Linked DNA regions of Homo sapiens: region 1 is linked to region 2. A link is a contact called in ENCODE Hi-C or POLR2A ChIA-PET data. All regions are on one chromosome and are shown on one strand. The core of a region is the stretch at or near the end of the contact, and the rest is flanking DNA. Distances in the headings are between cores, read along the strand shown.

Region 1 (7,240 bases), core at 799-3,298, 140 kb after region 2:
AGCTAACATCCATGCCAAGGCCATCAAGACTAGTATATTTCCACTAGTTTGTACAGGAAAATGAAGGAAGGCTTTTTGAGGAGGTGGTGCTTGATATGAGGCCTGGATGGCAAGAAGGAAACCATCATTCAAAGATCTTGGGGGAGATGCCTCCAAGCAGAAGAAATAGCAAGTGTAAAGGCCTTGAGTGGGAAGGAGCTGGCATTTTGAAGGAAGACATGGGGGCAATTTCTCCCTTCCCTCGGCCCCTTGGAAACCACCATTCCACTCTGATTCTAGGAGTTGACTATTTTAGATACCTCATGTAAGTGCAGTCAGGAAACATTTGTCTTTCTTTTTTTAAAGATAACATTGTTGAGATGTAATTGGCATATAAGACCTGCACATACAGATGTGCACAATTTGTTGCGTTCGGGCAAAAGGCACACACCTGTGCTGTCATCACAATCAAGGTCATAGACATATCCAACATCTCCCAATTGGATGGTGTAGATATAAAACAATTTCATTATTATGCAAAATGTTCTTAGACAATGCTGGTCTAATTTGAAATATAAGCAGGCCTATCATTTTCCAGGGAGGGCTTCCTTGGTGACTGTTAGGGGTTGAATTGTGTACTCCAAAATTCATGTTGAAATCCTAACCCCCAGTACTTCAGAATGTAACTATATTTAGAGATTAAAGTCTTTAAAGAGGTAATTAAGATTAAATAAGGTCATTGGGATGGGCTGTAGTCCAATATAATTGTTGTCCTTCTAAGAAGAGGAAATTAGGGTTTAGACTCACATAGACCATGTGAAGACACGGTGAGAAACTGATCATCTGCAAGTCAAGGAGAGAGGCCTTCTGACACCTTGTTCTTGGACTTCCAGTCTCCAAAACTGTCAGAAAATAAATTTCTGTTGTTTAATCCACCCAGTCTGTGGCACTTTGTTACGGCAGCCTGAGCAGCAAAACAGTGATTTTATTCTTTGATCTGCTTATAACACAGGAGAATGCATTGAACTCTTTGGGAATTCAAACCTGTTCAGTCTTGGCCTGTGGAAATATACTAGTCGTAATAGCCTTGGCATGGATGTTAGCTCAAGCCACACCTTCTGAGTATTGATGCATCATCCCTGGTGTCCAGAGCTATTATAATCTTCACCCTCTGTCATGTGACTTTTGAAGAATGAACCCAGAGTAGCCTTTGTGGATTGCTTTATTCCTGTAATTAAGTTTATAGCCTTTAATCTTAGGTCGTTAATGTATTTCTTTTTAAATTAGTAAATAAGTAAGTAATAGACATAAGAAAAAAATTCCATACAGCTCAAGAAAAGCAGGGGAAAATAAATTCTTAAGACAATAACAGTACAGGGTCAGGAGCAAGGAAATCAAATTCCTAGTTCAACATTGAATAGCTTGGATTTTAAAAATGTTATGTAATATTTTTATATATAAGATAATGTTACATAATGATAGTTACATTATCACTGTGACATTATTACATATATTATGGAATTATAGTTTATGTATATGTATGCATGTGCATATCTATATGTGTAGATATATAGTACTGTGGTTCCTCCTTGTCCTCAGTCTTGCTTTTCAAAAGTTCAGTTACCTGCCGGGCACGGTGGCTCACGCCTGTAATCCCAGCACTTTGGGAGGCCTAGGTGGGTGGATCACGAGGTCAGGAGATCGAGACCATCCTGGCTAACACGGTGAAACCCCGTCTCTACTAAAACAAATACAAAAAAAAATTAGCTGTGCGTGGTGGTGGGTGCCAGCTACTCAGGTAGTCCCAGCTACTCGGGAGGCTGAGGCAGGAGAATGGCGTGAACCCGGGAGGCAGAGCTTACAGTGAGCCGAGATCACGCCACTGCGCTCCAGCCTGGGCGACACAGCGAGACTCCGTTTCAAAAAATAAAATAAAATAAAATAAAATAAAAAGTTCAGTTACCTGCAGTCTACTGCAGTCTGAAAATATTGAATGGAAAATTCCAGAAATAAACAATTCCTAAGTTTTAGACCGTGCGTCACCCTGAGTGATGAAAACTTGTGCCATCCTTCTCTGTTCCACCTAGGACATGACTCATCCCACCATATCCACCCTGTATACGCTCCCTGGCCATTAGTCATTTAGTATCTGTTTCAGTTATCTGAAAACCTGTCTTGGTATTACAGTGTGGGTATTCAAGTGACCCTCATTTTCAAAATGCAAGAGTAGCGATGCTGGCATATTGTTATAATTGTTCTATTTCATTATTAGTTGTTAATCTCTGACTGTGCCTAATTTATAAATTAAACATCCTAGGGGTGTATGTCTTGAAAAAGCCATACCATAGTACATATAGGGTTTGGTACTGTCTGTAGTTTCGGGCATCCACTGGGGTTCTTGGAATGTATCCCCTAGGACTACTTTAAATTATGAAGAATCACATTTAAATGGATAAACCTACCGCGCACAGGGAACTTTTCTAATACTATTGAATTGATCTACGTGCTGCTCCTAATCCCATTCCTTCACCCGTCTTTCAGCAGTAAGTACTACCCTGAAATTAAAAAACATCATTTCTTTCTTTTTTTTTTTTTTTTTTTTGAGACAGTTTCGCTCTTGTTGTCCAGGCTGGAGTGCAGTGACGTGATCTTGGCTCACTGCAACCTCCACCTGCTGGGTTCAAGTGATTCTCCTGTCTCAGCCTCCCAAGTAGCTGGGACTAGAGGCGTGCCACCACGCCCGGCTCATTTTTGTATTTTTAGTAGAGACGGGGTTTTGCCATGTTGGCCAGGCTGGTCTCAAACTCCTGACCTCAGGTGATCCGCCCACCTTGGTCCCCCAAAGTGCTGGGATTACAGGTGTGAGCCACCACGCCTGGCCTTCTTTGTTTTTTTTAACAATAGGGCTTCAGTACTTCTCTATGTACCCCCTAAACATGATCTAATTTAGGATCGTTTGTGTTTTAACTTTCTAAAAGTGGTATCACACTTACATGTAGTACTCCAAGAGTTACTTCTTTTCATTCAATATTATGCTTCTAGGATTTATCCATGCTGCTTGGAGCTATAATTTCATTGTCTTCACTGCACAGCGTTGCATTGCATAAATACATAATTTAGGGCCAGGTGCGGTGGCTCACATCTGTAATCTCAGCACTTTGGGAGGCCAAGGGGGGCGGGGTGGATCATGAGGTCAAGAGATTGGGACCATCCTGGCCAACATGGCGAAACCCCGTCTCTACTAAAAATACAAAAATTAGCTGGGTGTGGTGGTATGCACCTGTAGTCTCAGCTATTTGGGAGGCTGAGACAGGAGAATTGCTTGAACCCGGGAGGTGGAGGTTGCAGTAAGCTGAGATCGTGCCACTGCACTCCTGCCTGGGCGACAGAGTGAGACTCTGTCTCGAAAACCAAAACCAAAACCAAAACCATAATTTATTTATTATCTGTTGGTAGATAGTTGGGTTCCTTGCCAAGAATATTGTTTTTGACATTCTTGTGCATGTCTCCTATTGTATATTACAATAGCTTCTCTTAGTTATGTACCTACAATGCTTTTATAATTTAAAAAGTTTGAAGGATATGTACAAATGTAAAATATGCTTGAAAGTAATTCTCTTTTTGAGTAAAATTAAGCAAATAAATATTGTTTTGTTTGAAACAATCTAGTCATAGGACATTCCAGAAACTGATCTTTTATTGTATCATTAGCAGCTCCTGTAGCTTATCTCATTTCTTACGATAAATAAAGGTAGTTCAGAATCTTTAACTCAGTAGCTTTCGTTGAAGTATCTTTAAAAGCTCATATGTGAGATGCTGTAATCTTCCTTTTATTTTCACGCCTATATCCTGATTTCTTGACTAGGTGGTAAACAATGTGAAGGTATGTAATGAAGATATATTGCCTCCATTTACGGGGAAGGAAATTGAGACTCAGCGAAATTGAGTAATTTGCCCAAGTCACAAAACAGAGCTGGGAATCAGTCCAAAACCCATGCATGTCTTGCTACGGGATGCTGTGGGTCACAGATGTTTGTCTCCTTCTCCCCCAGTGTCTGCTCTCACCTCTTGCTACTGGGGTTGGCACATGAGAAAAGGAAGCCTCTGTATTTGGCAGGCTGGTTGTCTACTAATTGCTGTCATTTCTTAAATGCCTGCTATGTGCTTCCCAGACACAGTGCTAAAAACTCTAGCTGAGGCTGAGTTAATCCTCATGACAACAATATGATACTGATGTTATTCTCTACATTTCTCAAGTTTAGGGGAATGAGACCCAGAATGAATAACATTCAAGATCACACAGGTAGAAGAGACAGCAGAGTTGGGTCTCTAATCCAGGTCTGTCTTACTCCCAAGCCTTTATTCTTTCTAAAAATATCATATTGCTTTCAGAAGGAGAAAAAGCCAAATGTGCTTCCAATGTGGTATTACTTCCCATCAGGCTCTGATTAAGTATCTGTGCCTATGTTGCTAGAAGGAGGCAGAGTGACACAAAAATGTTTAGAACGATTATGAAAACTTAATTTAGATGTGCCTCTGGGGGGATACCACCCAGGGCTCAAACCCAAAACAGAACCTTTTGAGTGATTTTTGACTTTTGATACCCGAAGTCCTAGTCCCTGCTGGAATTTAACTAGGATGATAAGGAAGTTGGTCTGCATACACATATGTAATTGATGATCTTCAGAGTGGGGTTGGGTTTAAAAGCATAGACTCTGAAGTTGGGTGGACTTGAGTTCAACCCTGGCTCTTCCACTTATGAGTTGTGCGATCTTGGATAAGTTACTTAACCTCTCTGAGCCTAAGTTTTTCCATCTTTGGAGTGGTAATGATTAACAGTGACATCTTTATAGAGTTTTTGTGATGATTGATTCAACTCATGCAAACCTCATAAAATAATGCTGCTATCAGCTATTGTTAGTATTGAGTGATAATAGTAAAGAGACAGAGCAGTGAATCAGGCTAAGCTTCAGGGATTCGTCAAGAAATGAGAGGAATGGCCAGGTTATTCCACTGTGGGTGATTAAAAATCTGTACATTTGTGTTGCTTTGTGATCTTTGGACAAAGTCCACTAGATCAGTGGTCCCCAACCTTTTTGGCACCAGGGACCGGTTTTGTGGCAGACATTTTTTTCCACTGACAAGGTTGAGGGGATGGTTTCGGGATGAAACTGCTCCACCTGAGATTATCAGGCATTAGATTCTCATAAAGAGTACACAACCTAGATCCCTCTCATGCGCAGTTCATAGTAAGGTTTGTGCTCTAATGCTGCTGCTGATCTGACAGGAGGGGGAGCTCAGGTGGTAATGCTCGCCCAGCTCCTGCTGTGTGACCTGGTTCCTAACAGGCCACAGACAGTACCAGTCCACTGCCTGGAGGCTGGGGACTCCTGCACTAGATTCTCTCAGTAGCCCTGCAAAGCTAGCAGGGCCTACCTGATGGCCCTCTACTATCAACGAGAAAGCTAGGCCATGCAGAGAGTGGGAGGACAAGTGACTCACTCAAGGTTTCTCTTGCTTTTTCTTTCTCTTCCTTCCTTCCTTTCTGCCTTCCCTCCCCTCCTCTCCCTTCCTTCCTCTCCCCTCCCTTTCCCTCCCCTCCCCTCCCCTTCTGCCTCTCCCTCCCCCCTTCCCCTCCCTCCCTCCCTACCTTCCTTCCTTCCTTCCTTCTTTGCTTTCTTTCTTTTCTATCCTTCCTTCCTTTCTTTTCTTTTTTTCAATTGATGAATAATAATTGTATCTGTTTAAGAGGTATAATGTGATGGTTATATATATACATGTCATAAAATATTAAATCAAACTAATTAACATATCCATCACCTCACCTACTTACCACTTTTTCCCCCACCTGCTCTTTCTGGGGACAGAACTCAGGTGGCTTATTTGAATCCTACTTTGGTTGAAGTTTTCCGTGTGTGTGTGTGTGTGTGTGTGTGTGTGTTTATGTGTGTTTAGTTTCCAAAGGGACTTAGAAAATAAAGACTTCCAAAAATCCCATTAAAAAGGACATTTCCTCTCCATTGCAAAGACCCAACATGACCGCTTCTTTCGGCATTTATTAAAATGGCAAATTGGAACTGCTTGAGTGTGGGTTCTTATGGAAATCATGCGTGGGCTGGCAGCTGTGTTGGCATGAGGAGGGTTTGCTTTGAAGCCCTCTGAACTGTTCTAGCTTCATAGATAAACACCTGTGGCAGAGATTGGTCTTTAAAATAAAGGGTCTTTCTCTAACTTGTGTAGAAATCAGGTATTCTGTTGTTCTTTTCTCTTAGAATTATCCAGTTATGCTTACTAGTGTTTTCTTTTTTTTTTTTTTTTTTAAATGGAGACGGAGTCTCACTCACTCTGTCACCCAGGCTGGAGTGCAGTGGTGTGATCTCAGCTCACTGCAACCTCCGCCTTCCAGGTTCAAGCCATTCTTCTGCCTCAGCCTCCCAAGTAGCTGGGACTACAGGCACACCACCACCACACCCAGCTAAGTTTTGTATTTTTAGTAGAGACGGGGTTTCACCATGTTGACCAGGATTGTCTCGATCTCTTGACTTCGTCATCCACCCACCTCAGCCTCCCAAAGTGTTAGGATTACAGGCGTGAGCCACCACACCCAGCTGAGAAGTGTTTTCTTTCCATGTTTCCAAGAAGTTGCCATAGTTATAGCTTGGGTTATTTGTACCAAAAGCAAAACATTAACATGGTACATTTTAAAGAGAATAACATAACTTTTTGACAATATAACTGGGTGGGGAAATTACCCAATCTTGGGCAGAATCCAGCTAACCTGCTGCTGCTGACAGCATGGCTGAGCTGGGTCAAGGGCTCAGGGATGTAGGGATATGAACCACAAACATGAAGGTTTGGTGTTTCATGGCAGAGAGAAGGACCTTGGCCCTGGATGGGGGTCGAGGGTTTGAGGTCTGGCCTTGGCTCTGACAGTTGTCCTTGGTGTGACCTTAGGCAAGTCACTCTCACTCTTGGGTCTTTCATTGTCCCATCAGTAAATGAGGATGTTAGACTAAATGGTGTCAAAGATCTCTTTCACTTCTGAAATTCCACGATTCTGTGAGTTCTGTTTTTGTAGCCTTGCAGCCCGTTTGAAAACCATACCCTTTCCATTTAAGCCCACCAGAGGGCGATATGCCCCACGTGTTGGTCCTGCCCCGGTCCAAGAGACCTAATCACTGGGTTAAGTGCCTTAGAAGAGGAAGCCATGACTCAATCCCTGCTTCTAGGGAAGAGAGATGGAAGTGGACACTATTTAAGT
Region 2 (7,438 bases), core at 4,336-6,835:
TCCCCTTACTAAAGGTTCCTTCTTACGGCACCCTGCATTTTTCCTTCATGACTTTATCACAGTTTGTAATTGTCTATTTATTTTAATTAATCTGTCTGTGTCCATAAACTGTGAGCTCCGCCGGGACCTTGTTTGCCCTGCTCTCTGCTATGTCCTCAATATCAACAGTGGACTAGGATCACAGCAGGCTTTCATCAAATATTTATGGGAAACAGTCCAGTCCATTCCTGAACTCGGGTTCAGAAAAGGATAGCGACCTGTCCAAAATCACACAGGTTAGCGGCAGACTTGATCCCGAGTCTCCTAACTGGCAACCCAAGACTCTATCCCCGGAACTGGCAAGAATCTTCCTGAACTACCCCGATAAAATTTTGAGTGCCAAAGAAAGTCCCAGAAAGGGAGTGAGTAGAGCAGTGTGGAGAGTAGGAGGAAAGTGATTTGACTTGGCCCCTCCTCTCTTGACGTTGAGCATACTGCAAACAGACACTATACGTGGCAGGGCGGCTACAGAGTGAACCAGCGACAGGGTAGCCATTAAAAGAGGCCAGGGAGCGGACAGAGGAGTAGAGGGCAGTACTGCGCAGTAGACTGCACAGGCGCAGTCGAGGAGCTCCGCTCCTTTCTCCTCAGCCCCGCCCCGCCCCATTTCTGCCGAATCACAGAAGTTCAAGAGCGGTCAGCTGATGCTACGCTGTGCGGTCACGTGACAACGGGGGCGAAGCGCAGGCGCAAGGAGCAAGCGCAGATTGTGGGCGGCTGTGTCAGCTGACCCAAGGGGCCTTCGAGGTGCCTTAGGCCGCTTGCCTTGCTCTCAGAATCGCTGCCGCCATGGCTAGTCAGTCTCAGGGGATTCAGCAGCTGCTGCAGGCCGAGAAGCGGGCAGCCGAGAAGGTGTCCGAGGCCCGCAAAAGTGAGTTTCAGGGTGGGGCTGCCCGGCGTGGCGCGAGTCGAAGAAAGACCGCTGGGCCTCAGGTGGTGGGTAGATTAGGCCCGAAAAACTGCGGGGTGCGGGCGTGCGTATAGTCGCGGAAGGTTGTGTGTTTCGAAGCTTTGAGGAGCTGAGGCTCTGGAAGGCTTGCGGATCGCCTGGAAGCCACGATGTGAGATGGTAAATTGGGCGTGGAAACAATAATGGGTTACCGTCCTTGGGGCCTGGAGGCATGTGAAATGGGCTCTCCAAACGGAGCTCTTTGTTCTTCTTCTCTCCCACTTAACCGCTCTGGGGTGGTCAGTCTCGGTGAAGGGAGCCAGCATCCACACAGTTGCTTGGTCTAGAAACCTGGAGTCCTGCTTGCCTCTTCTCCCTCCCTCATTTAGTCAGTCGCCAAGGCTTGCGTATCTTTCACTTTTTCCCCCATGTCTACTACCAGCGTCTTAGTCCAGGACACCAGTTTCTCTAAAGGTACTGTAGTTGTCTAAATCGTTGGCGTGTGTGCGTGTGTGTGTTTCTGATATGTGGCAAGCGCAGTGTGTGTGTGTTTCTAACATGTGGCAAGCGCAGTGTGTGTGTGTGTGTGTGTGTGTGTGTGTTTCTGTCTAATATGTGGCAAGCGCAGTGCCCAGTGCATCAGTTGTCTCCCCTAACGTGGCATTCAGTGTCGCAGTGAAGGAAGCAGGTATTGGGTCAGTTAATTAATTGCAGGAGAGATGAGGGCTGGAGTGGAGAAATGTAAGGTTGCTAAAGAATTTAACAGGTGAGTTTAATCTAGACTGGGGAGTGGAAGAACCCGTTCTGGTCCCCTCCAGTCAATCCATTCTCCTCTCTGCAATCAGTCATCCTTCTAAAATGCAAATATGTGACTTCCTGCTGGTAAGGAACAAAATAAATAAATAAGTGCAGATATGATTTCCCTACCGCCTTTGTAGTCAGACGTTTAGTTCCTGCAGAAGAAAGCTCAAATTCCTTAATGAAGTTGGGGAGGCTCTTGTGGGTCAGGCCTGGTGCTTTCCTCCAGCTATACTGAATCGTTGTGGTCCCTCAGAAGCAGCATGATGTCTTTCACCTGCAGGTTTTTGCACACGCTGTTTCTTCTGACGTGAGAAGCCTTTTCCAATTCTCCTCCCCTTTGTTCTCTGACCCTTAGTCTTCCATCAGACCTCAATTTAGGAAACACTTCTTCCCGGGAAGCCTTTCCTGACTCATGCTTGTCCCCCGGACTAGGCTTGGAGTCCCTCCCAAGTGCTGATTTCTGCCACTGCCGTGCAATAACCTGTTTGTTTATATGGCTCAGTCACTAGACTAAGCTTCTGGAGAACAGAAACTATGTCTCATTTAACTTTATGTATCCAGTTTCCCGTCTGGTGAGAAAGATGCTTCTATCCCTATTTTACAGATAGTAAAAATGAGGCTCAGAGAGAAATGATTTATCCATACCCTGGGAAGCAACATAGTTGGGACTCAGAAGCCTCTTTTTCCATGCAAGGCGAAGATACTGATCTTAGTAATTCCTTGGTGTTTCTCCTAGTATAGGAGTTATTCTATCTGACATCCAACTAGATTTCAAGCATGTCTCCTCTACTTGTGCAGTTAGGGGTTGTGTGGTACTTGGAAAGCTTTCTTTGAGGGTGTTGGGAATGAGAAGAAGCCTTTTGTTCTTGCTCCGGTGACTGGAAAGTTCTTTGTTCTTCCCAGAATATTTCCAGTCATGCCCTTGATAGTGTATTTCCAGAATGACTTCTCACAGTTTGTGTTCTGATGGCTCATCAGTAACAGAAGTTGTATCTGTCGGGAGGGATAGGAGAATAGATTGGGGAAGTGCAGGAAAAAATGCTTGGAATAGGTAAGAATAATTCTGAGTGCCCTAGCCAGGTAGGATTTATGTTTTATACCTTTATCCTGTCAAGCCTGGTGCAGGGTTTTGTATATGTCAGGTAGCTGTGAATTGGTTTTAAAAAGTATTAATTTGGCTGGGCGTGGTGGCTCACGCCTGTAATCCCAGCACTTTGGGAGGCTGAGGTGGGTGGATCACCTGAGATCAAGAGTTTGAGACCAGCCTGGGCAATATGGAGAAACTCCGTGTCTACTAAAAATACAAAAGTTAGCTGGGCGTGGTGGTGTGCGCGTGTAGTCCCAGCTACTTGGGAGGCTGAGACAGGAGAAACGCTTGAACCCAGGAGGCAGAGGTTGCAGTGAGCGGAGATCTGTCCCACAGCACTCCAGCCTTGGGGACAGAGGGAGACGCCGTCTCAAAAAAAAAAAAAAACAAAAAACAAACCAAAGTATTAGTTTATGGCTTACATACTTCTCAGATTTTTTTTTTTTTTTTTGAGACAGAGTCTCACTCTGTCACTCAGGCTAGAGTGCAGTGGCACCATCTTGGCTCACTGCATCCTCCACCTCCAGAGTTCGAGATTTTGTGCCTCAGGCTCCCAAGTAGCTGGGATTACAGGTGCCTACCACCATGCCCATCTCTACTAAAAATACAAAAACATATAAATTAATACATAAATAAAAAAATAAATTTTTGTATTTTTAGTAGAGACAGTGTTTTACTATGTCGGCCGGGTTCTTCTCAAACTCTCGGCCTCCCAAAGTGCTGGGATTACAGATATGAGCGACTGCGCCTTGCCTGTCTCAGAATTGTTAATAGTTAGGAACAGAGAGGTAGTCAGAAGAACTGCAGTTTGAAAATTTGCCTTTCTTGATTTATAATTATGGTTGATTTGCCCAGTTAAGAGTTGGGAAGAGGCAGTATATAAAATGATCCCATCCAGTTTTTTTAATGAAATCATTGAGTTGGACCTTAAATTTTTTTTATTATTTTTTATTTTATTTTATATATTTTGTTTATTTATTTTTTTGAGATGGATTCTCGCTCTGTCGCCCCCAGGCAGGAGGGCAGTGGCGTGATCTCGGCTCACTACAATCTCTGCCTCCCAGGTTCAAGCGATTCTTCTGCCTCAGCCGCCCGAGTAGCTGGGACTACAGGTGCCTGCCACCATGCCCGGCTAGTTTTTGTGTTTTTAGTAGAGACAGGGTTTCACCATAGTGGCCAGGTTGGTCTCGAACTCCTGACCTTGTGATCTGCTCACCTTGGCCTCTCAAAGTGCTGGGATTACAGGCGTGAGCCAGCGCGCCCGGCGTGGACCTTAAAATTTTAAAAAAGTTTGTGTTAATGGCATATTTCATTGGAGTGAAACAAAACACTGGCTCCCATATGTAAGGCCCAAGAAGAACAAGATTTAAGAGAAATACGATTTTCTGTTTAAATATTTTTGATTTTTAGAGGCCCCTGTCAAAATTGAATGTTGAAGATGTTTGCCAAAGGCAGTAAATGGTATTATCCTGAGTTATAAATGCAGGGAGCCATGGGAGTTGGGAGGTGATGTCTTGTGAAATCATGCGGAGCTACTGCATAATGTTCAGGCCATGAGTGTTATTTATAGATTGTTGGTTTCGAAAGTATCTTTAGCTTTGAAATACAGCCCATTATAGCTGATGGGAAGATAGCATGTGAAGGATTGGGGTACAGGTGGCCGAAGCAGACAGTAGTAGGCCAGAAATAATACTGGAGTGAATGTGGACTTGCAGAAATAGTTCTTGGAGTTTTGAGAGAGAGACCTGTTAATTGTTTCAGACTAGCATCAGGGAATGTTGATGTCATGGGGTCATTTCATTACAGGTCCAAAGTTCTGTTCTGAATCAGGATGTGGAAGGTTAAGTTCATTTTCACTCATTCGCGTGGACTCTAGACAGTTGGTATACAATGATGTACAGTGTTGTATAACAAAGCTTAATTTTAGATGCAGGATGTCTTTTGCTCTCAAATAAATAGGTTGATGGTCTAGAACCTCTCTTTTTTTTTTTTTATTGGTGAGCGGAGACTCAAAGCAGAGATTATATGTTGGCTGTCCTTGTGGTCTGTTTTCATGTAGACTCTGACCAAACCTAGAGATTTTTTCCAGCTGTATGTTAAGCCACTCACTTCTAGAAACCAAAATACCTGTGTCTCCTCTTCTCTCAGCCACTTGTGCAGTCTTACTGTCCAGTACTCCTCATTCAGCATTCCTTCTCAGTCACCACTGTCCTTACTTCCTTGTGACAGGGACTGCTTTTAGTTTCCAGTGTTACATTATATAGTTGGTTCATTAGTTACATTATATGTTGCTGTCCCTTGCGAGCTTATTAGCCTTCTTGCTAAGCATCTGAGTAGGGTTGCACCTTTAATCAGCAGCATACTTAAGGTGTTTACTTCTGGAGAAGAGTTCCCTAGATGGTTAATGTTACTCATTTTATGTTGGTTCTTAATAGTTGAGATTGAGAGAATATTCTGACACATTCTACAATTTTTTTCCATCTTTTTAATGGGCTGTAGTTACAGAAGGTATTCATTTTTGTCTTGTCACTTCCTAGTTAAGTACAGCCTATAGGAGGGAGGAACCTGTACTGTTTGTTAGCTCTGAATTCCCTCTTTCCCATGCACATCTCTTCGGACTGTGTCATAATTTATTCTTGGCTTATTGTTATAATATACCATCTTGTCTCTGCTTGCTTTTCTACTTTTAACCACTTCCTGATATAGCTCTCTCCTTTGAAAACAGGAAAGAACCGGAGGCTGAAGCAGGCCAAAGAAGAAGCTCAGGCTGAAATTGAACAGTACCGCCTGCAGAGGGAGAAAGAATTCAAGGCCAAGGAAGCTGCGGTGGGGCACCATTTGTTTTTGTTACTGCTTTAGTTTCTGATCCCCTGTCCCGCCAAGGCTTTCAGAATATCCAGCATAGCTCAGAGATCCTGGTCGAAGTTTGAAAATGTGGTAGCTGTGTGTTTTATTGGCTGCTCAGGCATCTGTCTTTTAGGATGATCAGTTTTTCCATTCATATTGATTTCTAATTTTCATTTATTCACTCATTTAACACGTATCTGTTAAGCAGTTAACATGCGCCAGGTACTGTGCTAGATGCTAGGGATCAGTTGTGACCAGGAATAGACATGGTCCCTTCCCTCATGGAGTGTAGCTTACCATCCAGTGGTCAGGGAGACTCAGTAATACAGTGCAAATCATGCAGAGCTACTACTGAAAAATGCTGTGACGGTCATAAACATAAATCAAATGGAGCCCCACTTTAGTATATTGTATATAGTACAGACATTTACCAGTGATGTAGGCTATACTATGGTGCATACAATAATAGTACAAAAACAGATCACAGAAAGCATAGAGGAGGCAGGGACAATTGTGGAAAGGGGAAAGGATGGATAAGGGCCTCACAGAGAAAAGAAACTATCAGGACTCTTGGGTGCAGGTAACAAAATATAATTAAAACTGATTCTAAATGGGATGTATTGGCCTATATAATTAAAAACCCAAGAGCTTAAATAATATGCTCAGGACTTTCTCTCACCTCTGTGTTTGGCTTTGTATCATTCTCAAGTTCTACACTGTGGCCTCTAGTAGTTCCAGCATACACACTTCCAGGCCCAAGTCCAGTGAGTAAAGGCACATACCTCCCTCCTTGCATTAAGTAGCAAAAATTTTGATCAATTTTTTATTTTTTCTTTTTAAGAGACAGAGTCACACTCTATCATTCAGGCTTTAGTGCAGTGGTGTGATCATAGCTCACGGTGACCTGGAGCTTCTAGGCTTAAGCGATCCTCCCCTGCCCAGCCTTCTGAGTAGCTAGGACTGTAGGCATGATCCATCATGCTCAGCTAATTTTTTTTTTGTTTTTGTAGAGATAGGGTCTTGCTGTGTTGCCTTGGCTGGTCTCGAACTCCTGGCCTCAAGTGATCCTCACATCTCAACCTCCCAAAGTGCTGGATCATCTTTGTTCTTGGCAATTACAGTGCCATTAAAACGTGGCTGGGCATAGTGACTCACACCTGTAATCCCAATACTTTGGGAGGCTGAGGTGGGAGGATTGCTTGAAGCCACAAGTTCAAAACCAGCCTGGGCAATAAACCAAGACCCTGTCTCTACAAAAAAATAAGACAAATACAAATAAAACTTAACATGTTTCTTTGATTCTTGAACTGGGGCTGATAGGTGCTGTAAGTTGTCAGGCTGCTCATAAAACAATGTAGAAATACCCTTGTGTCAGGGCAGCCATCATCTTCATTTTTTTTTTTTTTTTTCTGAGACGGGGAGTTTTGCTCTTGTTGCCCAGGCTGGAGTGCAATGGCATGATCTCGGCTCACTGCAACCTCTGCCTCCCAGGTTCTAGCGATTCTTCCACCTCAACCTCCCGAGTAGCTGAAATTGCAGGCATGCGCCACCACATCCGGCTAAATTTGTATTTTTAGTAGAGATGGGGTTTCTCCTTGTTGGTCAGGCTTGTCTTGAACTCCCGACCGCAGGTGATCTGCCTGCCCCGGCCTCCCAGAGTGCTAGGATGACAGGTGTGAGCCACCGCGCCCAGCGCCCCCCGCCCCTTTTTTTTTTTTTTTCCTGTCCGAGATGTAGTCTTGCTCTGTCACCCAGGCTGGAGCGCAGTGGCGTCA

The links. Hi-C counts contacts between places; a loop is a spot of excess contacts on that map. ChIA-PET counts read pairs that join two places held with the same protein, here RNA polymerase II (POLR2A). Pooled maps may share reads with other maps.
Region 1: a pooled map shows a loop between it and region 2 (2.8-fold over the local background). The contact joins two enhancer-like sites. A Hi-C loop is called at or near these places in 3 of 50 pooled maps. POLR2A ChIA-PET finds 5 or more read pairs at or near these places in 4 of 52 experiments (B cell, HepG2, activated CD4-positive, alpha-beta memory T cell and 1 more).

What each region holds. Positions count from the first base shown.
Region 1 is chr9:114,731,928-114,739,167 of GRCh38, forward strand. No RefSeq gene overlaps it. Among named protein-coding and RNA genes, the nearest start is that of TEX48, 53 kb to the left of the region's middle. RefSeq lists an enhancer at 7,059-7,108. Within about 2 kb of position 2,049, at least 2 of the 41 ENCODE cell types and tissues checked have a DNase peak (open chromatin) inside an H3K27ac peak, as active enhancers do.
Region 2 is chr9:114,587,011-114,594,448 of GRCh38, forward strand. ATP6V1G1 (ATPase H+ transporting V1 subunit G1) reads left to right here and starts at 759. Exons shown (of 3, transcript NM_004888.4): 1 at 759-910; 2 at 5,542-5,642. The coding sequence starts at 829. RefSeq lists enhancers at 1-37, 38-856, 495-574, 685-1,194. Within about 2 kb of position 5,586, at least 13 of the 41 ENCODE cell types and tissues checked have a DNase peak (open chromatin) inside an H3K27ac peak, as active enhancers do.